Regions from separate parts of the Homo sapiens genome. Here region 1 is linked to region 2. Evidence: chromatin loops called from intact Hi-C (ENCODE). Cell type or tissue: natural killer cell. All regions are shown on one strand. Links, peaks and the distances in the headings refer to the core of each region. The heading gives the core; the rest is flanking DNA. Region 1 overlaps RORA (RAR related orphan receptor A). Region 2 overlaps RORA (RAR related orphan receptor A).

The links. A loop is a pair of places that touch in the nucleus more often than their neighbours do. Peaks named below come from ENCODE experiments on the same cell type or tissue, not always from the same donor. Only the 100,000 strongest peaks of a DNase experiment are listed, where the experiment ranks them.
Region 1: a loop joins it to region 2, with 2.0 times the contacts of the local background. A loop is called at or near these places in 1 of 110 quality-filtered maps.

What each region holds. Positions count from the first base shown.
Region 1 is chr15:60,539,362-60,554,752 of GRCh38, forward strand. All of the region lies in intron 2 of RORA (RAR related orphan receptor A), which reads right to left. The region is part of intron 3 of RORA-AS1 (RORA antisense RNA 1); the gene reads left to right. Among named protein-coding and RNA genes, the nearest start is that of RORA-AS1, 68 kb to the left of the region's middle. RefSeq lists a silencer at 8,967-9,016. In natural killer cell, for the core only: no CTCF peak of the experiment used is centred there; DNase peaks (open chromatin) are centred at 4,652, 7,610, 8,910 and 10,630; H3K27ac peaks cover 7,755 bases.
Region 2 is chr15:60,656,190-60,671,580 of GRCh38, forward strand. All of the region lies in intron 2 of RORA (RAR related orphan receptor A), which reads right to left. LOC105370846 (a long non-coding RNA gene) reads left to right here. Exons shown (of 5, transcript XR_007064663.1): 5 at 1-6,596. Among named protein-coding and RNA genes, the nearest start is that of RORA-AS2, 18 kb to the right of the region's middle. RefSeq lists an enhancer at 4,421-4,470. In natural killer cell, for the core only: no CTCF peak of the experiment used is centred there; no DNase peak of the experiment used is centred there; H3K27ac peaks cover 941 bases.

The sequences.
Region 1 (15,391 bases), core at 2,867-10,866, 120 kb before region 2:
GATGCATATGTATCTCTGCTAAAAGCCAAATCCAAATGAGCACTTTTATCCCTAGACAGGGAAATTCTGTCAAATCAGAGAGGAAACAGATTTTTCATCTAGAAGAACAGTGGGTGGCTTTTTTAGATCCAGTTCTCTCTAGAATTCTCCTATCACATAGTAGTGCACAAACTGTTTAAGGCAGTTGACTCTATACCTTTTTTGGTATCTACCTGGTAACCAGTTTAAACCTTGAGTGAAAGACCTGAACAGCAAGAGAATAAGCTTCCTAATACTTCATCCTACTCATCCAGTGGGTCAGATACTAAATAAGTAAGTTCTCACCCAATAAATGATACCACCAGGATCAGCAATACAATCCTTTTTTTTTTCTTTTTGTTTTTCCTCTCTTTTGCCTTTGTAAACAACAGAACGTATTTGTTGTTAAGGATTTATGGGGTTATGTGATATCAAGGGCTAAGATAAAGGTAATTGGCTATTTAACCAATGGTTCTCAGTTGGCGTAAGGTCCCTCTAAGATTCTAGAATTAACTACATTTTAAAATATAAAGTCCTTGAAGATTTTCTAGGACCCTGGGATCAGTAACATTTAACAAAAGTCCTCTTTCTCTAGAATCTCTCGGGGTGGGTTAAATGTCATTTCATATCAGCAGGAAAGAGAACCCATTTATTTTGCTAAGTGATTAGACTATGCTCAAGGGAAATTCCTAATAACGTTGTTTCCAACAATGGTGTCCCTTACATAATTCTGGATAATACTAGACAAAAAAAGTCATCTGACTCACAGAACTGCATACGTATTTTCTTGCGATCAACCTCACTCTAGATACCAATTCCTTTTTTTCTCCTTAACAGGAACAATTACGCTACATTTAGGTGAAATCCTCCTTACAGCTGAGAGCACTGGGGTCAACTCTTTGCTTTCATTGCTCAAGGTCTGTTTTTCACAACAGAAAAGAACATCTTTAAAACCATACCAAATCTGGTGATCTAGTTTCTGCTCAACCGAAAACATCAGAATTACACTTACTGCATTTTATGAAACAATCTTACTTTAACCAATTACCCCCAACATTCTCACACCTAAGCCTACGAGAAAACCACTCCACTTTGCAGCTGTCTTAACTTCACACCAAATTTCACATAACCCCACAAATTCTTAACAACCATTGATTACTAATTCCACCTGCACAATTTCCATGACCCCCCCCCCCCAAAACTGTGCGGTCACAAAACCCAGCTGCATGAAGTAAGATGTGCAGAAATGGGTCAAAATAACAAGAATCCAGATTAAGTCATAAAAGCTTACCAGGCAAAGGAACCCATCATTTCTTTCCATGAGCTCCGATGGCATTCTGAAGATCTGCTACTGCTCATTGAATAGATGTCACTCAAGAAATATTCCCCAACTAAATAAACTGGATTCATGGTAAAAGATTGGAAATAACTTAGAACATTAAACCTTGAAAATGCATTTACATCCCTCTATAGCAAGCCCAGAACACTAAAAAGACAACATATTTATAGTCACAGGAACATGGTGTCATGACACCAAAACTTCCTTGGTCCACAGATCATTTTAGTGGGTGAGGACTGTTAAGAGAATTAGCCCACAGCCTGTATTTCTGCTCCACCTCTGTGCTGTTTTCCATTTCAAAAAAGTGTCCTTAGAATTAATAAGAGGATGAAGCTTTGGATGAGAGATGAGGGAAGGATCCGGTTTTTATTAAAAATCACAGGCAAATTATTTAGGCTTGCCAGAAGCGGAAGTGTAAATGTTTTCATATTAACCACTTTAAGATTGTAAGATCTTGAAGAATTAGAACTCCTAGAAATTCAACTAGTTCCTTCACCTCCAGTTTCCAGGACATGGTCATTAACATCTAAACAAAAAATATGGCAAGTTCTAAGCCTTTCAAATACATCACAGATGTATTTCTGAACTGTGGCTCAATGGTATTTCAAAAAATTCTCTTTTGTAATGCTTTTCTAAGACAACCAGTTCAGCCAGGCATACTAATGACCAAACAACGTGAGGACTTGTTTCTGACTTTCCCTAAATGCATGGTCTTTAAACTTGCTGATTAAAGAAACATTTCCATTCTTAATTACAACATATAAGCTCAACCTGAGAATGGATAGCAATATTTGTGGATAGCTGAAGCACAGTTATTTCTGTGCCTATTCCCAAGGGGAAGTGGCAGGAGCTGGTGGCTATTTCTTAGTAGGAAAGGGAAATACAGAAAGAGGCAGCAGAGCTTTGGGGATTTAAGTAGTTGCGAGACATAAGGAGAAGAAATGCTCTGGACTAAGCTAAGAGATTGTCAGATTTATTTTAAGAAGGTCTGACATCTGAGCATCAATGCACACACTATAACACCTCATAAATGTCATTTTTTTCCCCAAGAAAACGAAATGTATAGCCTGTGTATTTATCTTGAAGCCACTTATTTTTATGTAAGTCATGCACTAGAGGCAAAGTAAGAACACAACAGCCATGTAAAGATATCAAAACGAGGCCCGCACCACTGTCCTTCCTATTCCATTTTCAGTTTCTGCTCCTCTAGTCCAAGGTGCTTCTTTTGCCTACAGAGACAAACATTTCAGATGACATTCTATGACTGTCCTGAAAACACTGCTATCAGCTATCCACTGTTTGGCAATGTGTGTCTCTGTCACTTAAGATAGCTTGAGTGAGTGAGTGTGACATTATCACTGCAATAAGTGAATCTTTCTAATTTGCAGTAAAAGTATACCATTCACACACTTTGGTACTTCAGTACGGCAAGGTTTTGAAATCCATTTCACAAGTGGTGGCAGCACATTTCACATCGGATGGAAACACACTCTGATTGCTAACAGCTGCTGTGGGCACAGCTTACTGTCAAAGCCAGAGCTCAGAATAGCAGGTCCTTTTTAATGCCAATAGCTGCTACCATCTTAAATGGTAACACAGGCACACACACACCACACATACACACACATACCACACATGCACACCGTATGCTCACATGTACCACACATACGTACACTACACACATATACCATGCTCACACACACCACAGATGCACACCTCACAGCACAGCACACAGGCACACCTCACACACACGGCACACAGGCGCACCTCACACGGCACACAGGCACATCTCACACATGGCACACATGCACACCTCACACAGATGGCACACATGCACACCTCACACACACGGCACGCATGCACACCTCACACACACGGCACGCATGCACACCTCACACACGGCACACATGCACACCTCACACACGACACACGGGCACACCTCACACACATGGCACACGGGCACACCTCCCACACACGGCACACGGGCACACCTCCCACACACGGCACACAGGCACACCTCAAACGACACACGGGCACACCTCACACACAAGTCTATTCAGCTGCAAGTCCTGCCTCCACTTGCTGAGAACCTGCATGACTGGGCACCAAGGATACGGCACACACACGCACCCACCCCACATACATACAGTCCACACACACACAACACATATACACCACACGCACCACAGATGCACACCACACATGCCACACACACATACACTGCACACGCACCCTACACACACCCCCCACATGCTTACACATACACCTCACCCCCCACCCCCAACATGTGGGCCTACACACGAGTCCATCCAGCTGCATGTCCTGCCACCACTTGCTGAGAACCTGCGTGACTGGGCACCAAGGACACGGAAAGGATACACAGAACCCACCAGCGCACCTCGTCTTGTTACGTTAGCTTCACTGCATAGGAATTAAGGATGAAAGTGAAAACTTTTTTTTTTTTTTTTTTTTTTTTTTTTTTTTTTTTTTTTTTAAGGAAAAAGGAGAGAGTTGATTATGACCTTGAAGACAAAGTGTAGAGATTTGATTTGCAAAATCTAGAGTCTGGGGTTGAATCTCTACCCTGACATTTGTTAGCTATGAGAACTTGGACACTTTCTTAATCTCTCTGTGCCTCAGTTTCCTCACCTTTAAAACGAGCCCTATCTCATTATTACAGGGTACACAAGTAAAGTGCCTGTAGCATCAGTGCCCACCACATAGTAAGGGCTCCATAAATGTTAGCTATAATCATCATCACTGTCTTTTTTTTTTCTTTAGACAGGGTCTCACTCTGTCACCCAGGCTGGAGTGCAGTGGTGCGATCACAGCTCACTGCAACCTCCACTTCCTGGCCTGAAGCAATCCTACCACCTCAGCCTCCTGAGTAGCTGGGACTACAGGCACACACCACCACACCTGGCTTTTTTTTATATTTTTTTCAGTAGAGATGGGGTTTCACCATGTTGCCCAGGCTGGTCTTGAACTCCCGGACTCAAGTGATCTAGCTGCCTTGGCCTCCCACAGTGCTGGGATCACTGTCTATCTTTTAAGGATGATAGTATTTGGCAGGGGCTGCAGCTGGAGTTGAGGGAACTATCAGAAGAATGAAGGATAGGTCACTGTATTCCTTTTGTTGTGTAACGACATGGAGTTTAGCAGCTTTATTTCTAACACAGAGGCCTAATGTGAGAAACAACACTAACCAGGGCACGATAGAAAGAAACCAGTGTTTCTTTCTAGGGAAAGCCCACAGTGAGGCTGGCATCTTGGAGAGGTGGTAAGTGGAGGAAGTGGGAGAGAGGCCTCACACACTGGTAAAGTGGGGAAAAGACTGAACTACAGGGTTCGGAGGCTCTCACAACTGCCTGTGCAGTGAGCAAAATTCACCAAATGCCTGTAACGCTTTGTGACCCTCTTTCTCCAGAGCTCAGCCTCCTCTTCTGTTCTTAGGCATAGTGCTGCACTACATAATCTTCCAGAGCCAGTCCTGCTGTATTACACTGTGATGTGAAGAGTGAGCTGAACTCTCATTTCCCCAACAGGGACCTCTTTTTATGGCAAAACCCAGCAGGTTTCATCTCGTCAGGGAAAAGGGATAGAAAGTGGAAGAGAATTCTACCTAGTAACTAATTTTTCATTTTCATTGGTTTAGGAAAGGAAATACAATGAACTGTTCTCTTCGAGATCCAGAATAAAAGTTCTGGCAGCTAGAACACCGTTTTTATACACCGAACCCCTCGTGCTCTCCCTGCTTTTTTTTGTTGTTGTTGTTGTGCTTAATGTTAGAAAATAACATTACTACTATGAAACGAAGAGAATTTTTTTTCAAAACCATGTCTTGCCATTACAGATGAGACAAGGCAACACCATGCTAATACGCTGTTGATGTAAAAATAAAAGTTTTTTTTCCCTTCAAAGTAAACAAGTTAATTGAACGTGCTAGGACAGAGTTAGGTTATTTTTTTTTCCCCTCTCTTTGAAGGCCACTAATTGTGCCCTTTTGCTTTAAATCAATAGAGGCAAAGCCCACAGCAGATAGTGTCAGTAATGCAAATCCATTTCCTATTGTAATTCACTTTTCAGAACAAAACCTTTTCCATCAGCAAAGCATTTTAGAACCTCAAGCTACACTGTTCCCACCTGCAACTGTCTAAGGTATTGGAGGTCAAGGACAGTCCAAGGCCAAGTCAAGGACCATCAGGACACAGAGGAGTAACTTCTGAGGCAGCCCCCGGTGGTAACATAAAAGCTTAATATGCATCAGACAAGTGCCTTCGCTGTGAGATGTTGGGGAACCAAGCCCAGTGGGGTGGCTGGCGTCAGCTCAGTGTTCCAGAAAAGCCAAACTGTTCACCACGACTTGCCCTGATTTTGCCTTCACTGCTATTCAAAGAGGCCTGAAGCAGTTACTGAAAGCAATTCCAAGAAATTGAGTTAAAAAAAGAAAATTAAAGTTTAGAAAAAAATCATTTGAATAAGTGCGTAGACTTACAAATAAATTCTGAATGGAACAGAATATTTGGGGGGTTCATAACCTTTGGTATATTTGTTTTAAAAACCAGCCGCACCTCAAACACACCCACCAACAATGAGACGAATGGCTAGCACTTATGAGGAATTATTATTCATTTAAAATACCCTTTAAACTATGTCACAAAGATAAATTTGTTTAGTCCTTACCTGTCCCCACGCTTCAAAATAAACCATAATATTTCTATTGAAGCCAGTTTCTTGTTCTTGGAATCAGCTTTTTGAGTTGTCAGTTAGGCTAGATGAGCTGATTAGTATGGAACTTAACACTGTCAGTAGCAAAACAGGTGCTCTATCAGAGAAATATCAATCCATTTTAGGAATGTTTTTGAGAGTGAACTGTGGTATCTATGAGAGAAAAATCAAGCCTTTTCCCTCTTCTGGTCTGCTACGGTAAATGGTGTGACACAAGGATGTTTCACTGCCCAATTAGCGTGGTCCATTTTAAAGTGAATCTGTTATTTTCCTTTCCTTCCTCATTCTTGACTTTTAGACACTGCAAGTTAACCTCAAAGAATGTCTTCTTTGGGCATAATTTTACAAATATTCTTTAAGATCCTTTATCACATTTCAAAGCACTTTGCGAAAACAAAATGTCCTCAGTGGGGCAGGCGAGATCTCAGGAATAGTGATAGAATTCATTTTAAATAAGTCTGTGTGATTTTTCTACTGTATCATTTCAGGGACTTTGCTTAAAGAGGCTTTAAGGAAGAACTTAAAATGGAGAAAGCCAACTTTTGAACGTGGTGATCAGGTTGCCTTCAGTCTCTTCTACGTCAGGGAGTCAAGGGGCTGTGGAACCATCCGTTCCACCTGCTACATGCTTTCTCACCCTTCTTCTAACCTGACAAATACTATGTGGCATCTCCATCATGGTTGACATTGCTAGGCCCTACCTTATTCAACTCTAACTGAAAAATGGGGAGCAAGAAGGGATTATGTAAGAAAAAATGAAAAACTTTGAGGGCCAACTAACAGATTTCCTAAACTAATGATGTATTTTAATATTCCAGGGATTTGATTTAGGACAAATTGTTATTTGGATGGATGCTTGTCTATTGAGAGAGTAATTGTTAAACTAAAGGAAACTGGTCACAAATACTTTAGCAGTGGCTATAAATGACCAGTGGGCCAAGGATTTTGAGATCGTGAGAGACTTCTCCGGGAATGTTGTCATTCATTTCACTCCAGTGTGGCTCTTTTCCTCCATCTGCGGTAAGCCAAAACAGTTCCCAGGAGAAACAGATAGAGACAGGAAAATAGGTAGCAGTTCTGTATAGTCTTCACTAACAGCTCATAAACCTTAAAAAAATGGGATTTTAATAAAGCCCATTTTTATATTTTTAAACATAAAATGGAATAAAATGATAGTTCCAAAGGACTTCCTGTGGGGAAAGCTTCAATGTCACAACTAAAATTTACATCCAATTCCCCAGCACACCCTTGTCCTCAACCCGAGTTTGCGTAACAGAGGTTTGCTGAGCCTGGAAACAGGGAATTCTGTGTGACTGCAGTAAAAGCACCAAGCGGCCTCATGATCAAACTCTCCTGCCTCTTAGTGATTTCTGAACTGGTGGCTGAAGTCAGAATTGTCCGTGATTACTATCAGATTATGACAATGAAAGTCACCATTCTGTGTTCTTTTGAGCAGGATTTTCCCTCGTGTTGTCCCTCCCTTCAGCTTCCCACACTCACTGCTTGCGTAGCATTTTGTTAGGGGAGTAGCAGTTCTGACACAACCAAAGATGTGTACGATCAACAGTGGGGTAATGTGGATAACTGACACGTACTGTGGGCGTGGAGATGCTCCTATGTTGTGGTGGATGATAGCCTTCGAATGCTCTTTGTTGTCTTCATTGTCATCCACTCTATTAATGTTCTAGAAGAAAGCTAGTGGCCAATATTTTCTTCCAACAAATTCACTGGCTCCAGGAACCTTGACACCAAAATGAGGATTGAGCGTCAAAGTTCTTATGTTGTCATTGCCCCAAACTACTTGGAGCTACTTCTTATGCAGCTGCTCTCAGTGCCAATGAGATAAGACACAGCTGTACTTTATAGTCCCTCTCCTCCTTTTTTTTTTTTTTTTAAAGATAGGGTCTCGCTCTGTCACCCAGGCTGGAGTGCAGCGGCGTGATCTCGGCTCACTGCAACCTCCACCTCCCCCAGGGTTCAAAGGATTCTCCTGCCTCAGCCTCCCGAGTAGCTGGGATTACAGGCGCCCACCACCACGTCTGGGTAATTTTTGTATTTTTAGTAGAGACGGGTTTCTCCATGTTGGCCAGGCTGGTCTTGATCTCCTGACCTCAGGTGATCCACCCACTTTGGCATCCCAAAGTGCTGGGATTACAGGTGTAAGCCACCATGACTGGCCTTTTTTTTTTTTTTTTAAGGAAAATGGCCTGGTTTGGTTTCTTCACTTACCTTTTTCAGCATATTAACTATTGGTTGTTTTCAAATATCAAGCTCACTTTTCTAGGAGAACTATGGCCACTATGGAGAATATGAAAACATTGCTGAAGGAGGTGAAAGCCATTTCAGAAGAAGAGTTATATATTAGCTTTTGGCAGTGACAGCGTTATGGGCACGGACATTCAGCCTTTCCAGTTGACTGCTTTGAAGGGGCAATGTTCACGTGGAAGTATACCTCCTAGTACGTTTGCTAAAATAAAATCAGCTTCATTACCTAATAACATAAATGACTTTGGGAGAAAACTCTGAGTCTCATGTTTTATTTTTCCTGATAATGCTGTTCAATTAGGGCAGACTTTGTGGAAATTCTGATTTCATTACCCATCACTGCTGCATGAAAATACGCTTTCTGAAGTCACGCTCTGAAAGAAACTAAGTTGTTTGCTACAACTACCCCTACACAGAAATTAGAAAATTATATGAGAAGAAGTTTACTTCAGCCTGCAGTTGGGACACAGGTTATTACTGAAAGTAGTCGTCGGCATGGTTTCTGGTTTCACAGTAAAAGAAGACGACTTGAAAGGACTCAGTGGTTTTGATGCTCTTCTGAAATGAAAACACTCAGTGAGCACATAGCATTGGGTTGTCATTAATGTCAGCCAAGCGAAAACACTGTCTCCATGAACACTGCAGTCATTTCCCCGCCGAGACCATGACTTTCCACTCCCTGGCATTTCGGGCACTGTGCTAGTACTTTTCCAAAAGAGACTCTTAAGGCAATTCATTCTAGATAATCAAACACACACAACAGTCTTAAATGAATAGGTGGCCTGAATTTGCTAAAGTCAGCCAACAATTTCCAGGGGAGAATGTGTTATTTTCTGAGAAATACTGTAAGGCAATGATGAAACCCTCAAGTGCTGGGAGGCACGAAGTATAACTACTACACTTCACGGTAAATAGCATTAGTGTATTTATTTATTTATTTATTTGAGACAGAGTCTCGCTCTGTTCCCCAGGCTGGAGTGCAGTGGCGCGATCTCGGCTCACTGCAACCTCCACCTCCCAGGTTCACACCATTCTCCTGCCTCAGCCTCCCGAGTAGCTGGGACTACAGGCGCCCACCACCATGCCTGGCTAATTTTTTGTATTTTTAGTAGAGACAGGGTTTCACCGTGGTCTCGATCTCCTGACCTCATGATCCGCCCGCCTTGGCCTCCCAAAGTGCTGGGATTACAGGCATGAGCCACCGCGCCTGGCCAATAGCATTAGTTTAAAATCATGTTGTGGATAAAAATGTAATCAAGTAGCTTTACATTGCTCTTATTAAACTTGATACACACAGTTTAACATGGTCTTGTGGAAGAAAACAGGAAAAATCTCTGGCATTCTCGATATGTTCTATGATATGTAGCAGCTCTTATGTTCTGTGTCTGTCGCCTATTTTGTAAACAGGCAACAAAACACCATACTTCATCCCAAAGTTACGAGAAACAAGGAATTAAGCATGTTGTGTTGGATGGAGTTAATGATATAACGTTAAAAAATAACCCCACAGTTTCCATCTACTCTCTTGCTCTCTGCAATCAAGCTGGGCATGAGAGAAGAAAATAAAGTGATTTTCTTAGGTAGCGAGCAAGTGTTGGAAAGTGGCATTTACTATATCACCAGGGCATATTTGTTGTTGTTATTTTTCCTCCCCCATTCATTGCCCATGAATTAATTTAAGAAACAAGGCATCACGGAATAGGCTAAATATAAAAGAGTATTTGCTATGTTTTTTAGTGTCAAACACTATAAGACCAAGGTACTAAACTTTGAATGAGAAAATATTCTGCAGTTTCTCAGGATCTCACATGTTTGTCATACTTCTTACAGTGGTAGTATACTATTTTTAATATCACTTTTATATTGCCGTGATTTTTAAACACCAAGGTAAATTCTCACAGAAAGATTGCCTGGGGATAGGTATGTGTGTGTGGGAGGGAGGATCTGGTGATACTCATATGGTAATCTTTTTATTTCATCCATTTTCTCTGCTTTCAAATTATAAATTCAAACTATAACGTCACTCTCCACCCCCTCCCATCTCCTTCCCAATCAACAAAACAAACAATAAAATTCATATTTTACTATGTGTATTGTGAAACAGCCTACAATAGGACACCAGTGCTTTTTAAAGTCCTACTTTTTATAAAGGGTCTGATTTTCTTCTGGCCATCAACTGAATTGTAAGGACAACATAGCTCATTTTATGAAACGAAAGTGATATTAAAAAACTAAGTGGCTGAAGATGTAATTGTCTATATGTGAGCTGCTTCCGACCTTGAAAAAAGTGTAGAAGAGGGGCCGGGCGCGGTGGCTCACGCCTGTAATCCCAGCACTTTGAAAGACCGTGGTAGGTGGATCATGAGGTCAGGAGTTCAAGACCAGCCTGGCCAAGATGGTGAAATCCCATCTCTACTAAAAATACAAAAATTAGCCAGGTGTGATGGCACACGCCTATAATCCCAGCTACTCGGGAGGCTGAGGCAGAGAATTTCTTGAACCTGGGGGATGGAGGTTGCAGTGAACCAAGATCGTGCCATTGCACTCCAGCCTGGGCAGCAGAGTGAGACTCCGTCTCAAAAACAAACAAACAAACAAACAAAAAACCAAGAGGCACATTTAAGACTTGAAATTTAGATGGAAATTTTAAAGTTTTAAGTTGTTCATATTCTACCCCAAACACATTCATCTCAAAAAATAATATTTAAAGCCATAGAATTTATAATTTATGCGTCAATAGTTTCTCCTTTAAGTGGTCACCAAAAAGATATCAAACTTTTTTTGCTATAAGAGCATATTTAAAAAATATCAATGAAAGTGTTACCAGTTTTCAATCCTCCTCACTTGGACATTAAAGGGATTAAAGTTATTGTCAGCACACACATGGATCAGCTTTCAATGGAAAAAAATTAATGTTTTTTGATGTTGTTTCTTTTCCTTAAGGCTTAAGGACACTAGGAGAAAGACATAAATAGAAGTATATATTATCATCTAGATGGTGACTCTCCAAGGGGATGATGAGGGAAAAGAAGTAATGCTACCCTAATTCTGAAATAATAAAAGCTCAAGCAATGAATGGCTGAATTCACACCTCAAAATTTCATGGAAGACAGGCATACAAAGATAAGCTTTCAAAATTGAATGAACTCATTACCACAATTAAAGAAAACAAAAAGAAACATTTTGCATAACTGCTGGTTTTGCTGCTCCTTCTGCTAATTTAGTTTGTCTGGAAGAGCCACTGTGTGGACCACCCATGCTTCAATGCACTTAACCAATACCTTTAGAAGAAAACAGGATAGCTACAAAGTCATAAAAAGTGGTATCTTTTTATGTTTCAGATTTCCATAAGGCGATTTCACAGTATTGCAGAGTGAAATCAATTAAGAAATAACTATAGCTATATAGGGAATATGCAACACATTAATATATTTATGGAGACTATATCTAGGCACATTTATTTTCAGCATTTGAAAATTACTGGTGAGAGTGAGTAACGTCCCTTCCCTGTTGTTTTGATAATCTCATGTCTTTTAAGCAAAAGGAAATGTATACTGCAAAATAGCTTTACCACTCTGACCTCAATATGGAGTAAAATGACAGATAACAAGCAGAAGCCGGTCAGTTTCACAAGTAAGTGATTCTGATGCTTTGGCTCATCCTGGTCCCTGCTCGGTTCCCACATCCTCATCTGGCTGACTTAGTTAAAACCTGCCATTTCTAAAGTTTAAGAAATTAAACATAGTTTGGGAGTACAAAGAGCCATCTTTGCTCTGATCTCATTAACAACCTCATAAGAGTTCATTTCCCTCACTAACTGTCCTCAGGAATGAAAGTTAAAAGACCTTGAATAATTTTTCCTACCGCCCCACAATGATACTGTACTACTGTCCTCTTTCCTGGTCTGAAACTCCTCTGGAAAGAGATGCACAGCCTCTAGTAAATCATAGTTTTTGTTTTGTTTAGTGTACTCTAAAGAGCTACATGGAACCTTTTAAATCATTCAATGCCAGGTCCATAAAGACCTCTGTGATTAACAAATCAAACCCCTTTCTTTTCAGTCAAGGCACCTGAGACTGAGAGGTAAAGTGACTGTCCTAAGGTTACCAAGCTTGGGCAAGACCAAGGTGATACTGCCACCATCTGTTCATTCTCCTGCCACCTTTTCAACTGGGGTTTATCCCAACCTCCTCATTTCACAGAGAAAAACAGAACCAGTGTGAACAGAAACAATTCACTTGGGAAGAGTGAGCCGAGGCTCTTTTATCAGTGTAGGTGGTTGAACTTCGGTAGCCACAGGGGACCTGACTTTGAGGACACAAAACACAGGATCCTTCGTGGTTCACAGTGGTGGTGTTAGGGAGAGGCAGTGAGCCTTGCATCATAGGTAGAACACGATGCAGCTGCAGGTGCAGAGAGTTATCAGGGAGAGAAGGGCCCAGAAGACTGGGAAAATGATAGTGGTGTCAAACAGGAAAATTACACTGAAATTACACCATGTCTTTTTACATTTTCCTCAGTCTCCGTCTGAGCCACAAGTGCACTGCAGTCATTTCAGAGATACAGAAGCTTATCTTGCTTTTTGAAAAGTTTTTCTTAATATTTGTCCTAGGGTCCACAGGAAATGAAAAACCCAAGGCATCCCTCGCCCTCTCCCCGCAAGTCACCTGCTATGAATACCTGCATTCATTCTACAAAGCCTTTATCAGTCCCTGGAATGCCACGTATTTATTAGCTGTCTCCACACATTAAGAATAAGATGTATAGAGCAGGAACCTGTCATTCTTCTCCATCCTGTCTTCCCAGTGCCTGCCTCAGTGCCTGACACATAGCAGGTGCTCCAAAGGAATAAATAAATTAGGAAATCCTACCACCTGCTTCTAGCATGTAATATCTACTACCCTGGAGTGGAATGAAAGGGTTATTAAAATACCCAATGACAGCCTCAGGTCTTTCCTTCTAGTGTGGAAACTACAGCAAGAACCAACACAAATTAAAGTGTCTAAAAAAATCAATTGGGGCAGGCATCTTCTTCTGAACTACATTTACTAGAGCCTGCCACCCACAGATGTCAAAGGAATTCACAGGATTAAAAGAAAAGGCTGGAGGTGAGAAAGTTAATAACTACTCTTGTGACATCTAGGGCTGGGCTACAAGTGGTCAGCACATGGACCTCTCCATATATGTTGTCAGATGTCAAGGAGTGGCTTTACAGATAGACAGCCTTGGACCCCAATGCTAAATCTTCCACTTATTAGCACTGTGATCATGGGCAAGTTATTTAACCTCTCCAAACCTCTATTTCCTAATCTCTACCACAGAGATAACAGTACCTACTTCACAGGGCTGTTATGAGGCTCAAATGCAAGAATATATGTAAGCAACTAGCTCAATGCCTGGCATACAATTGTAACTGCTATTACTATTGTTATATGAGCTATTGATATTTTTATCTGATCCCAGATAATACTCAATAATCAAAGTTAATCTCCATCTGCTTTTCTGAACCAGGAATTACTGCTTTATCCTGGGATTACTATAAGGTCAAGATGGCAAGTGAGTTTCAGCTCATATTCCGAGTCACATGGATTTCAAGTGAATGCTTGGGGGCTGGTTGAGATGCACTGTGCTGTGATTGATTGTGACATGTGCCAAGGGTGTGGAGCCAGGCTTGTTGGTTGGTTCTAATATTAGAATTGGTAAGCCTCTTGTAGTAGTATCACAGAGACTAACAGCTATTTTAATATTATATAATAAAGCATAGAGAAATCAAAAGAATGGGCTAAGAGTCAGATGGTCTAAGTTCTAATTTTAGCTCTGCAACTAACTGGTGAGAAGATCAGAATATGCCACCCCAAATTATGACACTTTGGCATGAAGATTATTTTGAGCTGAAAGCAACTGAGAAACAGCAGAAAAAGCTCTCTACCCTACCCCTATCTGCCTATAGGCAGGGCATACATTTCCCCTTGTAAAGGTGCCCTCTGCCCCAACCCCATACCAGGAAGAGGAGACAACCCTTATCACTACAGATGGGCACTGACTTAAATCTGCTAAAACAAACCTTATTGAAGTAACCCTTGTCTTCCATTAGTTCCCACATATATTTACCTTCCCACAATATATGGCCCCTAGAAGCCTCAAACCATTTTCCTTTATCTTGTCACTTCTCCATAAGTTTATTGCCCTTTGTTAAAATGGTATATAAGCCTCCAGATCTGATGACCTTCTTGGGGGTATTCACTTAATTTCTGTGAGGCCCCCTCACATACATATAAAATAATCCTTTTTCTCCCGTTAACCTGTCTTTTGTAAGTTTATTTTGTGGGGCCCCAGACACTGAATATAAGCGGGTAGAGGAAGAAGTTGGGTTTTTTCCTCTCTAACACTGAGTAAGTGATTTTAATCCAGTCACTTCTCTTTCTCTGTGAAGTTATTTCCCATTGAAGTACTGTGATTTGCTGATAATTGATTTTTTAAAATGTAAGTAAAGTGAAACACATATAGCTATGACAGGGCCTGGGGTACAGGATGGGTATTTGTTATGATTATTTGAAAGAAAAATAAAAGCACAAGGCTATTATATGGAAGTGTAACAGTTAAATATTTTCTGTCCTCATTCAAAAAGATTGACTCTTCCTATCAATGAGGAATATATTCACAATGAGATAAAATTGCAATATTTTTGGCACTAAAAAAAAATCAGCAAATGCTTAGTAATTCTCCAAGAAAGACAAGACTGTTGTGAATATGGGGGCTCTTTAATAACCAAGGCACCATTTAAAAATAGCTAGAATTAATTACAGGGCTAATGACCCATTGAAAGGCTTATTTAAATACCAAAGCCAGCACTGAACAATCATGGAAAATATGACTTAAAAGGGCTTTAGAGAGCAGAAACCAGGAACCGCAGTTCAAACAAAAAACACATTATCCTAGAACTCTAGCTACTTTGGTGAGAAACATTCAGGATGCGAAAAATCTCAGGGGAGTTCTCAGGCTGGGTAAGAGAAGCCACTAGGATCAACAGAAAGACAAGAA
Region 2 (15,391 bases), core at 4,925-12,924:
TCCTCACTTCGCAGATACGGAAACCAGGCCTAGCTGGAATTTCCCCAGATCACACAGCCAGGAAACAGCAGGCTCAAAACTAGGGCCTTCTGAGTCCCCAGTGCAGCATGCATATGTGTCTGCCTTGTTTCATTATGTAATGGTACAGCGAGTTTGGAGGCATACAAAAACAGACAGACACCAATCTTGCCTTCAAGGCGTTTACAATTTAGCAGGGGAGATAACACATGTATATAAAAAACTTACTAGACAAAGTAAACAGCAGTATGCTCTATAAGACAGGTATGGATTAAAAAGGAATCTTTAAGTCATTGAACCCTGAGATTCTTTTTTTTTCATTTTTTAAAACAATAGTAATCAAACTTGTGAAATAGTGAACTTCCTCCATTTTGCAAGATTCCTCGAAACCAAGTACTTGGAATATAACTTAGTTAAGGATTGCACAACACACACCATTTGAGTATCTGATTTGGAAAACTAAGCCACAGAGCCAGACCACACAATGCACACTGGTTGGAATCTGCTGGGCAGGTATCTCCCCGTCTGTCCAGGCAAGCCAAATCAAATAAGGCCCTGAGTTAAAAAGGAAGGAAAAGTAACAGATAAATCTGTTGACCACCACTCTAGGAGGCCAAGGCCTCTTTCCTCCCCATTAGTGGTGGCTTGCTCTAAGATAAAAATACCACACTTAAGCTGTGATAGAGGAAAGCCCGTGGTTTGGGACCCAACTACAAAGTAACAGCAAAAGAGAGATTATTACTCCCTAGTGACTCTCTTTTTGGTATAATTAGAAGAATAGAAAGACCACTGAAGAGTGGGATTTGTGAGAAATATGGGTCATGTGTCTGCAGCACTAGTTGCTTGCAGAATTGGCTATGTGGGTTGGCACACAGCACCGTGAATATTAGAAACCACAAATCTCCAGGGTTTCTTGAACAAAGTAAAAGGCCTTGTCTTCAGATTGCCAGGTTGGAGGCTGGCTTGTGGAAGAAGCCCCTGGGTGAGCTCCAAAGCTACCTACGCATTTCTGCCTTCTCCGTCTCTTTCTTCTCCTCCTCCTCTCCCTCTCCCCATCCCTCTCCTCTTATTTTGGATATTGCATCTTGGTGGGTCTAACTGTAGCTTTGCTTATGCCAATACCCCCCTGCCCCACCCCCTGGGGAAGCAGGCCCTCTCCATGACAACTGCCGACGCAGAATCCACAGAGCTCTGGACAATGGGACAAACCATATTTCTATGAACAAAGCCAAGGTAAGTGGATTCCTTTGCCCCTGGAGGACTAAAGGAGTTACTCCCCAGTCAGATTATGCTGTAATTGAGGGTCCAGAAAAGGAATGAACTTCCCTGTGTAGACAACAGAGCCAGTTCTTAAAAAGCTATGCCAGCGTGCAGACCCTTTAGAATCTCCTCCTTGGGAGCCTGAAATGGAAACAAAGTACTTCCCTGTGTTCACCTGTCCAATCGTTGACTCCTCTGCAGAATTATTCTCTTGGGTTGTAAGTAAGCTAAGTCTTCTATAAGGCATACTTCAAGAAAAAAAGGAAAACATAAAATGAGTTTATAAAATCCTAAGGATTAACTATACCTTGGACACAGATAAATTGCCACGTTTATCACTGCACTTCCCTTTATCTCCTCCTGAGATGCTCTCTCGGTTCCTCCTTCACTGCTCTTCAGGTTCTGGAATATTTCTTAGCCAACACTTCATCCACGGTGACTTCCAGGACCCCCAGTGAGGGGTGGGGATTCCTATGTTGTCTCTTTTCTTGGCCTCTCCATCCAAAATATTTAGATGGTGCATTCGTGGCCTTTCTCTCTCTCTACCACTGCCTCCTCCAAAAAAAGGAAAAGCGGGGAGTGGCGGGTGGAAGGAGATTACATTTTTCTTTCTTTTTTTCTTTTTTTTTTGGAGATGGAGTCTTGCTCTGTTGTCCAGGCTGGAGTGCAGTGGCGTGATCTCGGATCACTGCAGCCTCTGCCTCCTGGGTTCCAGTGATTCTCCTGCCTCAGCCTCCTGAGTAGGTGGGATCACAGGTGTGCACCATCACGCCCAGCTAGTTTCATCATGTTGGCCAGGCTGGTCTCAAACTCCTGACCTCAAGTGATCCGCCCACCTCAGCCTCTGAAAGTGCTGGGATTACAGGCATGAGCCACTGTGCCTGGCCCATTTTCTTCTCTTATCCTTGGTGCTTTCCATATAGTAGGAGGTCAGGGAGATCAAGGGGATTCCTGGATGCATAAATAAAATCTGCATTTCTTAGGAATCTGATGGACAAGAGAATCCAGAATCTCTGCAATGGGCAGAAGAGAGGACCAGACTTCATGGTTGATCTCCCCACAGACCATACCAACAGGGCAAAGCCCTTCTGTATGTATTTCTGTTTTCACATGTATCTGCACAACCACGTGTTTAGAAATCAGAGGGTTGCTATTTGTAAAACTCTTGAAAACCTCTCTTTTAAATTGTAAAAATTATTTAATAAATGCCAACCCAATCTACTTTATCTCAGTGAGCTGCTATTAAGTGCAAAGAAGATAACATGTTACAGGTAAGTCTGTGCTTAAAGAGCTTTGGCCACAAAGACTAAACAGGGTCCGTTCTCCCATGTGAAGGAAAATGTTTCTATTTCAATTGTGATGTTTGGAATTTCACCTTAAAGTAGAAAAAAGGCACTGTTTCTGTAGTGCCTTTTGGAAAGGCACTGTAGAAGTGGCTGATGGTCCTTGTGGAATCAGCTGGCCAAGTGTTTCCTCCTTTCTACCTAGACTGTCATTGGAGTATATTGACCCATCCCTGACAGAAAGTCTGTGTAAGCCCGAGGAGGAGGAACATGCCGCAAACCTGCTGCAGAGCATTAACAAGAACAGAATTAAAAAGGATCACTTCTGGGACTCATCACACAACTTGGAAATCATGTTCAATAAAAGAAAAGATAATTTGGGGCCACACTACCTGAAATGAACATCTGACACTCAGTCACTGGTCTGGATTTAGAAAACTGCTTTGATCCCCGGAGGGAAGATTGTTAATGAGTATTTTAAAGGACAAGATTGGCGAAGCATGATAGAGTGGAAAAGGGTACTGATTTTGAAGGGTCCCAGTCTTGCTTCCACTTCTGTAAGCAAGTAGAACTGACTTTGAACAAGACACATTACACTGCCCTGAGAAAACGTCCTCATCTCTAACATGGGAGGTGAAGTTAACCCTCTAGTCCATCCAACAATCAAATCTAGGCCTTAATGACTATGAAAACATGGGAAAAAATTTAAAACAAGAGCAGGTAATGCTTGCACCTTTTCGCTACCTGAAAGGAAGGTCAGACAACCTTAGTATAAAAGGTAACTTTTCTTACTTGCATGCTAACAATCAATGCATAATTTACATAGCAATGCATACACTTTATATAGTTCAAGAGATCATCGTTGACTGCCTGAACTTGATATGCTTCATCCTTGTCATGTCCTCCTCACTAAATACTAACTACCCAAAGTGATCAAACCCCAAATGTAAAAATAATCATCTGATAAATCACAGACAACAAGGAGGTGAAAAAAAGAACTCAGTCAAACATTTTTGAGTTCATAAAAAAATTGAATAGCATAATCTACCACTATGTTCCCATCCCCCTGCTAAAACAATATTTTATCACTCTGGCTTTATTTATTCCCAGTCCTCCCCAACATACTTATTTTCTGGAGCATTTTAAAGTAAATCTTGGATATCTTGTCATTTCATCCACAACTACTTCAGTCTTCATCTCAACTAATAAGGATTTTTTAAAAACCACTACCACGACAGTATTATGCCTGACAATATTAAAAAATTATTTACTATCATCTAAAGAACCAATCAATATTCAAATTTCATCAATCATCTAAAAATTTTTTTTTCTTTCAGTTTTTGGCTTGAATTAGCATCTAAACAAGCTAAGAGGTGAAACTGATTTCACCCAATTCACAATCCTTTGTCTTTTAAATATTTCTTTTAGACGCTGACATTACTTAGACACAATGTATCTGGAACACAGATAATGTGAAGGTCAGCTTCATCGCAATATTATTTGAAATGTCTTATTCTATGAATCAGATATAAATGTAGTTAAAGGCTCAGAACTGGAAAAATCTCAAGTAATTCTCAGTTTTCCCAAATGCATAAATGATTTAGGCAACCTTAATGGAATGCTTTAAAGATATTTTGCTAAATCTTACACCATTCCTAGGAAGAATACCTCTGACAGACTTTAGCAGCTTTTATTTTGCCCATATAAAAGCTGGATTTCTTAGACCGTGGAGCAGCCTAACAGCACAGATAGTATTTTCAGTTGTAGTTTCACCTGCACCTTAAAAAGAAATCTACCTGCATATGCTGGCAACGAGGACATCTTTGAAAACAGAGCTAAGAGCCTCAAACTGTCAACTCCGACTTTTGGGAAGAAGGGAGGTGAACAGTTTCTCCATTCAGCTTCCATGAGGCCTCTCTGGTAACACACAGGCACTGCTGTGACTCATAACCAGAAATACTGTTTTATAACACCAGTCTGTGTTTTGTAACACACACTGAAAGAAAAAAAAAACTATTTAGAAACCAAAACCAAGCCCTACATCTGGGCATTGGTATCAAGATCTCAAGATGTCAGAGTGGCTATTTAATTCAGATAAAGTAGGCAAGTCCTTATCCCTTTCCTTGGCAAGAAAGTGGAGGCTTCCTGCCTGCTGCACATGCCCACAGGAGGAGCAACCATGAATTTAATTTTCTTAAAACAGAAGCATTTTCAGACTTGTGTTTTCCTGGACAGCTGCCTAGTGGCTGTAATCCATAATAAGGGCGTGTAATTGACAGTAATGTGAATCACTCACTGAAATTCTGGCAAAAAAAAAAAATAGAGGAGTTATTTTTTTTTTTTTTCAGGAAAAAATTAAAGAGCAGATTCATCCTGTCCATTGAAAATAGCAATTACTTTACATTTCAGCTCATTAGCTACCTTTATATAAAAAAATCACTGTAATTTGTACTAACTATCAGCAAGTGTTGTAAAGAAGTGGTGCAGTTGCACAAGGCATGCAATCGGATGTGCTGGGCCAGGCACAATCTGTAAAATGGCAAATGTAGATGAGTTACTTGATATAGCATACATGGGATTCCTGGCCCAAGAGTGAGTTACAGGACACTGTCCTAACAGTGATTTTGCCACTTAAAAAGCTGCTATCTGCCTGGGACCTTGTAATTATTATGGTAATACCCAGGGCAGACTGATCAAGCTGCCATTGATGTCTATGGGCAGTTTCAGAATTCCTTTCACTCAGACACAGGGATCTCCAAAAGAATGGTTGGGGATTTTCCCAGGTAGAAGCTGTTGGAACCATGGAAACTTTGAGACCAGGTAAAGGGTTTCTCCCATCTATTAATTCTCTTTGAATAAGGGGAAGAATAATCTCAATTAACTTCACTATCAACCTGAAAGGGCCCCCTCTTTTCCAAGGCAGAGGCACGGGAACTAAACACTGGAAAGCTACGGAAGATTTAATTCCATTTAGATAAACCCTGACTCCATCAGAACCCGAGAGGTTCAGATATTTTTCTGAAACTTCAGCACCTGTGAAACTAGCAGCCCTTGTCCAGAACTACCTGGTATCTCAAGCTTCTGGTCCCAGAGGGAACAGGGGTATTTTGACTTGTGAAAATCCCACGAATGCATGGAGAAAAACTTGGGACTTTAGAATGCTGAGGTCTGTGTTAGGAAGATGTATATTGAACCAAAGAGTGGAAACACTTAACCTCTTTTTCTCAGTCAACCACACTCTATGAAGAAGGCTTGGATTTATTTTCTCCTATTGGGATCTCCCATTCTTAGAAGAAAAATGGAAGTCAGATTTCATTAAAATAGAGGTAATGTTGGGATTTTGATGAATGAAACTAAAATTCATTTTGTGCTTTATCATTAATTATTTCTGAGAAGCTTTTTCTCATATGACAACAGTTGGGGGATGGTATTATTAGCTTATGATGGTTCCCATCTTTGATAGCCACCACTAATCTCCTACTTAATTCTGGCTTAATTTGCAAGTAGTTGCTAACAGGCAAAATGAGGGTGGAGTCTCATAAACCACTAAAAAGAGAGACTTGCTATGCATATAAATAGGCCCTGCAAAAATATTTCAGATACTGTATCTCAATTATTAGACAGTAGCAAACTGTCAAAATCTAAAAAGTAACATGGAATATGTATAACTAGTTCTTTGCAGGCATTCTTTTTGTTCCTATATGAATACATTTTATGTGAGCCCAAATGGTTGGAAATGTATTATTCATTTTTATAATTGAGAAAAATGTGTTAACGCTCTGGAATGTCCATGTGTGGAAAAATAAAACGTTATATGGAATTGCACACACATATGATTTATAATGCATGCTTCCAGGACCAGAAATCCTAACGAAGAACCTTATTCAACAGAAAAAAACATTTTTTTTTCTTCAGTATGTGCAATTCTGGTATACTGTAATGCTGAGGCCAAGCATATATTTTATTAGTTTAAATCCTAGCTAAGCAATAAAATATGTGTCATTTTAAATAAAAGAAAACATGTTTTTCACAAAAGCTAGATTTCTTGTCCATTTTTGTCCCCCTGTAGTGGATGCTGTGGTGTGCTGCATAGGTCCCTCCCTTTAGGATGGAGGCCCTCATTCCCCTGGGGCCCTGAGTGTTGACTGCCAGTGGCTCATAGCTGAATTGCTTCCTGAGATTTGTCCTTAGCTAAAGTGGAGCTGCCTTGCCCAAGGTTATGCCCTTAGGTGCAGCTGGCACCCAATGGCTGCCTGATGCAGAGTAAAAGATGCAGCCCCCTTGCTTCAATTTGGTACATCACTGAAGGGCCACCCCCACTCTGATCTCCCTGTGGCATCTGCTGAAGCCTATATTGCAACTGTTCAAGTTTTCCTTCTGCCCAGTCCAGCTTCCCTCACTCTCTATAGGCATTGTCCCTATAAGCACACTCCCATAAACTTTCTGTATGACAATTTCAGAATCTGAGCATCTATTCTCTGGGGAATTCAATCTAAGATACCTTCGTTTATTTAAGGATACTTTAGTGGAGTGATTAGCTGGGCGTAATGATGAATTTTAGATCAGAATATGGTAGAACTTCACTTTCTTCAATGTGAGATAGACCCAACTTAGCCTTTATGCCAAGAGGGTTAGTTCCAGAAGTTTTTAAAAAACTCTAGCATTGCAAGGTGAGCTAAATTAATGGTAATGGTACAAAATGAGACTTTTTTTGTTGTTGCTGTTACGGAGTTTCACTCTTGTTGCCCAGGCTGGAGTGCAATGACGCGATGTTGGCTCACTGCAACCTCTGCCTCCCAGGTTCGAGTGATTATCTTGCCTCAGCCCCCCAAGTAGTTGGGATCACAGGCATACGCCACCATACCCGGCTAATTTTGTGTTTTTAGTAGAGATGGGGTTTCACCATGTTGGTCAGGCTGATCTTGACCTCCTGACCTCAGGTGATTCACCCACCTCAGCCTCCCAAAGTGCTGGGATTACAGACATGAGCCACCACACCTGGCCACAATATGAGAAATTTTATAATGAGGCTTTGCTATTGAAAATAATAGAAGAATCATGTACGATATGTAGATGATTGGTCACACACAGAATGTGAGAAGTTGGCTCTTCTACATTTCAGTGGCATAATTAACCCAACTCTCCAGAATTCTTGTAAGTAAGACTCTGGGATAGAACGAGGAAGAACTCACTGACCACTAAAGAGTAGGTAAAGCACTAGGAAAATCTGTGAGAATGAGTCCCATATTGGTCATTTTGTTCATTAGAAATCTAACCTAAGAGAAACGTATCAACAGAATCTCAGGTGAAGCAATTTAGGGCAATAAAAACATATTCTCCTAAATGATACTGTCCCTGAGTGGCTCCCCTAGTGAAAATGAGAACATCTTCCTGTCTCTCAAATCACCCCAATTATACACAGGATTAGGTAACTTCCACAAATCAGGCCATGGAAAGTTCTTTGATTTAGAGATACCAGGCAGGACTCTTTTTTGAGGGGTGTGGGAGCAGGAGGAGAGGAGGATGGTGGTGAGGATGTGTGTGTGATAGTAACAGTTTTTCCTTTTCCAACATCAAAAACCATAGGCCTTCTAGGACAGCTTCTACTTTGATTGCACTTGGCTGTGTGAAAGAGCAGCACAAAATGAAGATAGCTCCTCTCACTGTGCTATTAAAGACTCCCATCTGAGAAAGAAAATGGGTGAAGGAGGCTATAAGAGATGGCCTTTCTATCAAAAAATCAACTTCAGAAGCCTAAAAGATCTTCTTCCTTCATCCTGTTCTCATTTAGCTTGCTAATAGACGCCTCATGAGAAAAGAATTATTGTGAAGCTGAGAAAGTAAGATTTAAATTTCCTAAGAAGAGATGGACTTTACGTTACAGGCAAGGGACATTTTTTTCTCTTTTTACAATAATTCCAAAGTGCTTTTTGACCTTGGAAGAAGAAAATCAGTGTTAAGATAGAATTGGTTAGGTCATCGCCTAAGGAGGCATAAAAGGCCACCAGGAAATAAATTAAAATTAAAATAGATTCTTTTATTGGGTCACATCTCATCCTCTCATTTATGAGCAAGGCTTCCACTCAAGCAATTGATACTGCAGGGGATAATTTTGCTCCTCTTGTTTTGACTCAAGAAAAAGTTACAAACAAAAGTAGGGAGGAAGCTGCATATGAAGGCTAAAGGACATTTTTAAAAGAATTCCAAGGAAAAGAGCACAGAAACTGTGGTTGTGTGCAGCCACTGATGAGGTGGACAATAGTTTTGAAATTATTGGTTCCTGCTAAACTAAGGAAACATACTTACATTCTAGACCAGACAAACATAGCAAGTCACGTGTTCTGACCTTGAACAAATAAATGTCATTTCTTTCCAGAATTTACCTTAAAATTCAATAAGTAATCTGGGATTATCAGGACATCTACTTCAGAAACTGTTAAACATTTTAGGATTACTTTTTCTTCTCTAGACTGGACAAATACAGGATATTTCCCTTGATAGGATACACCCTTCATTCTTGGAAAGGTCAGCCAATTCTCTTTTCTAGTAGGTAGTTTCCTACTTTGCATAAATGTAGATGCCAATGGTAACTGAAAATGGTCCCTTTACCTTTTACTCTATAGATTCGATCATCTGATTTACATGGATAATGCAAACAAATGGTGTTCAAGAGGTCACTCAGAAAATTAACACATTCTTCATATCTAGAAAGATAGGCAAGTATTTTTAAACCTCTCGATAAGATTCTGACTTAAATCTTACAAACTGCAGAAAGAAACTTTAAAGCTATCAGCCCTAAAATTTAGCCCTAATACTGAGACTCAAAATGCATATGGTAAATTGCCAGATGTCAAGCAGCCCTTTGAATTATAGTATCAGTTTCCAAACTATTATAATGCAAATCTCACAATATAATTTCAAGTAATAAATACCTATTCTTTCTTTCTTTTCTTTTTTTTGAGACTGAGTCTCGCTGTGCAGTGGTGTGATCTCAGCTCACTGCAACCTCCATCTCCCGGGTTCAAGCAATTCTCGTGCCTCAGCCTCCCTAGTAGCTGAGATTACAGGCGCCTGTCACCATGCCCGGCTAATTTTTGTATTTTTAGTAAAGACGGGGTTTCCCCATGTTGGCCGGGCTGGTCTCGAACTCCTGACCTCCAGTGATCTGTGTGCCTTGGCCTCGCCAAGTGCTAGGATTACAGGTGTGAGCCACTGTACCCAGCCTATTCTTTCTTATAGCTGTTAACAATGAAAATATCATTATTTTTGGCCAAACTGAAATGAGCAACAAGAGTGGTCATAAAATTGTGTATGTATACACACACATACAGACACACTTATTTAAAATCTACGGGTATTAATTGAGCACATAGTAGATACTGATCACTCTGTTAAGCCCAAGGGATACAAAGATAATTTTTTTTTTTTTTTTTTTGAAACAGGGTCTTGCTCTGTAGTCTAGTCTAGAGTGCAGTGGTGCACTCTCTGCTAACTGTAGTCTTGACTTCCTGGGCTCAAGCAATCCTCCCAGCTCAGTCTCCCAAGTAGCTGGAACTATAGGTGTGTGCCAGCATGCATAGCTACTTAATTTCTTTCTTTTTTTTTTTTTTTTTTTTGTAGATACCTGGTCTCCCTATGTTTTCCAGGCTGTTCTTGAACTCCTGGACTCAGCAATCCCCCCTCCTCAGCCTCCCAAAGTGCTGGGACTACAGGCATGAGCCACCACACCCGGCCAAAAAAATTAAAGAATATCTAGTAGGACAAAGCTACATAAACAGCAACTATTCTGCAATACATTTTATACTGTCACCTTAAGAATGTACTGTGGGGGCTGCAGCAATTAACAAGGTGGAATTGGAGAAGGCTTTGCACGGCAGATGCTACTTGTGTTGGCCTTTGATGGAGCAATAAGACTTTATAGGTGCAGAAGATGATGAAGGACATTCCAGGACAAACAAGATACTACAGATACAAAGGCACCGAGGTATGCCCATGCATGGAATCTCCTGGGAACAGATCACTGAGGATGGCAAACACTGCCTGCATGGGAGAAGTCCTGAAAAGAGCAGTGGAAAGATTAAGACCAGATTGTAAAAGGCCTCGAATGCCATACTTAGAATTTAGACTCCTCAGGTGACAGAAAACCTTACAGGAGGTTGAATGAGAAGATTCCACCTTGTTTCTAAGGAGGTAGAATCAGAAGATTCTAGAGAAGGCCACAGTCAAATTCTAGAGAAAGCCACAGTTTTTCTTTTTCCTTACTTTTCTTTTTTATTGTGCAGGAGCAGGAATTACCGAATGTAAGGCTGGTGTTTTCTAATATACCTCATCTCAGAGAATAGAATTTAGCCAAGACAGATTTTTATCACACTCTTAGCACACAGTGAGTCTTGGTACCACTAGACAAGACTGGGCTCTCTTCCCTAAAAGATTCACAATCGTCCCTCTTACTGTTGGTGTTCTGTTGTATTCACACTGCAAAGCAAAACAAGTGCCAAGCCACACCTTGAGTTCTCTGCTCTGCAGGTTTACTGCCTGACAAGCCTTAAAGTTAGAAAAATATTTCAAGCTGAATCTGTCACTAACAACTTTATATGGTTTGTTGTTTCCTGTGTTGCTTGTTGAGAATGCCTGGCCACTGAGAAACGAAATCGGAGGCAGATATTTCTGACAGCGAGCCTCCCTGCCGGGTGCTTTATCATTCTTTATGTTAAATACATCACCACATCTAAGCCCTTGCAAGCCGAGAAGTTAAGGTTATGGTGTGGACAATAAAAAACCGATTTTTCTCCTAATTGCCTACATGTATTAGAAGTTTTTGAATTTATACAGGCCATTGGTAGCAGAGAGTATAGTTCGTTTTTTGTTTCTTTTTGTTTTTGTTTTTGAGACAGGGTCTCACTCTGTCACCCAGGCTGGAGTGCAGTGGTGTGATCATAGCTTGCGGCAGCTTTAAACTCCTGGGCTCAAGCAATCTTTCCACCTCAGCATCCTGAGTAGCTGGGACTATAGGCATGCACCCCCATACCCAGCTAATTTTCTTTTTATTTTTTGGTGGAGATGGGGTTTTGCCACGTGCCCAGGCTGGTTTTGAACTCTGTGGCTCAAGTGCTCTACCTGCCTCAGCCTCCCAAAGTGCTGGGTTTACAGGCATGAGCCACTGCACCCAGCCCAAAGAGTATGATTCTATTTTTTTTTTTTAAATTTAATTCCTCTTCATGACAGTCTCTTGTGGCAGGAAAGTGGTTAGTTTATAGATAGAAGAAATCTAGGACCAAAGAGATGAAATAATTGGAAATCATTGTTTTGATAGAGTCAGGGGCAGAGTTTGTGACAGCATGACAGCAGCATTCCTTGGCTGCTGCTCTCAGGGGGAAGCCCTACAGCCTTGTTTCCACTGCAGACTTAACTGTCCTCACTCCACGTAGATCAGTTCGATTCCTGAGCCCGAATGACAAGTTGAACTACCAATAATGCCTTGCACAATGTTTGAAGCGACATAATCAGCCGGAGAGGGACTTGTGTCAGTTAGATTTTGTCTCCTTAAAAATCAAGAGCAAGAGTGGTAAGAGAGAAGTTTTTTAACAAGGAGGAAAACCCTAGACAGTTGTCTCTAAGGTTCTTCACCACAGCTTCAAGGACAACCAGGAAAAGAGCTGCTATTTGAGGCAACTTCATTATAAAATCATTTTTAATAAGCAATCTTAACAAAGAGAGGGAATACTCTTGTGGAGAAACCCTCCAGGGACCCAGAGGCTGCCCAGTTAAGTTATTAGGAAGTTTCACACAAGGGACCAAACAGCTATTTCATTGGCCTCGGGGGACAGAGTTTAGTTTTCACCTGTTCTCTAGAGGCACTGGTGTTATCCTGTCTACTAACAGCAGAGACTGGTAACAATCAATTATCCCGACGCCCCAACCTGGTGAGGGAAAGTGAATTTTCAGTTTTGTCGACACAAAAAGACATGGTGTAAGAGAAAGAGAGATAAATTAACTCAATATGATTCATTATACTGGAGACTAAGAACACGCAGCCAATGAAAATGCCTCATCAGGACCTTGGTATTCTTTAAGTAAAACGACAGAAACATATTCTAAGGAAATTAAGAAATATCCATAATGAGAAAAGGATGCTTAGTTGTCCTCTTACCATAATTGTCCAGCTACATGAGGGAAATAATTCTTTGTGCTGATGAAAAAGTAATAGTCACTGCAGTTGACTTTGCCTACCTAAGGAGTGAGCAAGGTTTGGAATTTGGGGTTTAAATTTTTATAAAGCTATTTGTAGCTGAGTTTAAAAGGGTTGGAAAGACAGAGGCTCCCAGGGTAGCAGAGTAGCCTGCAGCCAATTAGCAGCTCGAATGAAAGAAAGCAAGGAGAACCATTAGCCGCAAAATTCAAAGTGCTTATGTATTTTTCAAGTTTCACTGCACATTCCATGCCTCTGATTTTAATGAAATGGCAAGAACGGGTCTTACAATTAGACCTTAACACCGTGGAGTTAGAGAAAAAGTGAACATCCTTTTTCTTTAATAATCAGAAGAGCCTTCTCTTTTCGGACCAGATCTCTCCTTCCCAATAAGCGTTTTTTTGTTTGTTTGTTTGTTTGTTTGTTTGTTTGTTTTTTTAACGTAGTTGGTCACAGGAGCACACACAGAAGTAGTTCTAACTAAGGATAAAAATGTCACCTGGGTTCAGAGAAGGGACTGGAGCAGGGAACATCTGATTCACATAACCCTAACTAAATGACTGTGGCAGAAAAACATTGTTTATAGGTCACTGCTTTTTTTCACACACATTCTGTGGCTCCACATTGGTTATGAGAGAAAGCCAAAACCTGCTCTCTGTTCTTACTGGTCTCCCTTTTCCTTGTTAATACTCTACTCCAGTCAGACCGATCTACACAATCATCCCTGATCACACCTAATTCTTGCTACCCTTCCAGAGCAAGCTCAGCTCACCACACATGTTCCCAACTCATACAGCATTTAAACACATATTCTATTAGGTTGGTGCAAAAGTAATTGTGGTTTTTGCCATTGAAATGGCAAAATTTCATAGCCCTGCATTTTCCTGCAATTCTTTCATTACTGAAAGTTCCTCAAATGTGTGTGTCCTTTCTCCTAGATACAGACTAAACTATTAGACAGGGAGGAATATAAGTTAGATTACCTATACTGCAATGTGCCTTACACAATGTTAGGCACAGAGCAGGGGTTAAAAAATATCAAGCTAAGAAAATCTGCCTGGCTCCCTGCCCTATCTTTCCATAGGTATGAACTGCAGTCTACTTTCCAGCCTCTGTTCCTCAGACCCCGATATTACAGGTGTCTGGATTGCCTAGCATATAATTTCCTTCCCCTTTCCTCTAAGAAGAAAATGTAAAATAAAAGATTTATAGATTAAGGCCTTTCCACTGAATCCAAACCTTAATCTAGTATATCCTACCTCTTTTTTTTTTTTCTTTTTTTTTTTTTGAGATGGAGTCCCACTACATTGCCCAGGTTGGGGTGCAGTGCTGTGATCTCAGCTTACTGCCGCTTCGGCATCCCAGGTTCAAGCGATTATCCTGCCTCAGCCTCCCTAGTAGCTGGGATTACAGGTGCACAGTACCACACTCAGCTACTTTTTGTATTTTTAGTTAAGATGGGGTTTCACCATGTTGGCCAGGCTAGTCTCAAACTCTTGACCTTCAGTGATCCGCCCGTCTCGGCCTCCCAAAGTGCTGGGATTACAAGCGTGAGCCACCATGCCCGGCCACTCCTCAATATGCCTTCTAATCAGTATCCTTGGCTATTAACTATTTAAGACAGTAGGAGCTGGAGTTGATGCCTAGGAGACATACAAAATCAAGAAGGGAAAGAGCTATCACTCCTACATAGAAAAACATGTTTTCCCAGAAGTGGAAGTGGATTGGGTGGAGAACATTCCATTGCAAGGGATTTTGGCAGTCAAAGGAAAATATTTAATTGAATAGCTTAAAAATCTTCATCCTTATAATGTATAGATGTGGATGTCAATTATAATCCAAAGGGCCATGTGACTACAAATGCACTAACTTCCTGGCCACAGAATTGATAAAGAAATCAGTGTAAAAAATTTAGTGTCATCACTGAAAGTGAATGTAGAGTGATCACTCTCTTCTTGTTTTAAACACATTGGCATCTCTGTTTCTTCTACGTTTTTATTCCTCTGCGTACAGATTGCAATAAAAAGAGAAGCTGATATAAGTGTAAATCCAGTCCTAAGTTCAGATATGCTTAAACATCCTCAAAATCTAGATGTTAATTTTCTTATATCTCCTATATATCCCATTGATATATATATATATATATATATATATATATCTGTTTCCTGAGCGTTCTGTTAGCTTCCAGGGTTTTTTTGGGTTTGGATAGGTTTCAAAGAAACCACTGTGTCCGGAATCATAGTACTGCTTTGTGGCAATGAAAGTTATAAATGAATTACTAAGTTGGTCTAACAAAAAAGTATAAATTTATTATAAATGTCATTAATGTCCGTTAAAGGCTTTGTTTCAGAGGAAGATGGGTTTGTGCTGTACGAAATATATGTCATTACTGGTGTGGGGTACATAGCTGTCCTAGAAGCAGAAGTAACCACTTTGAACAATTGTTTTATTATGGAATCAGTTGTGTTGTATGACATTAAGTAGACATCAGTTCTTTGATGAACTAAGTTAAATTGTTAAAAAGATAAGTAATGGTCATTTAAAGTAAGAAGGTTGGCTAGGCGCAGTGGCTCACGCCTGTAATCCCAGCACTTTGGGAGGCTGAGGCAGGAGGATCTCTTGAGCTAAAGAGTTCAGAGAC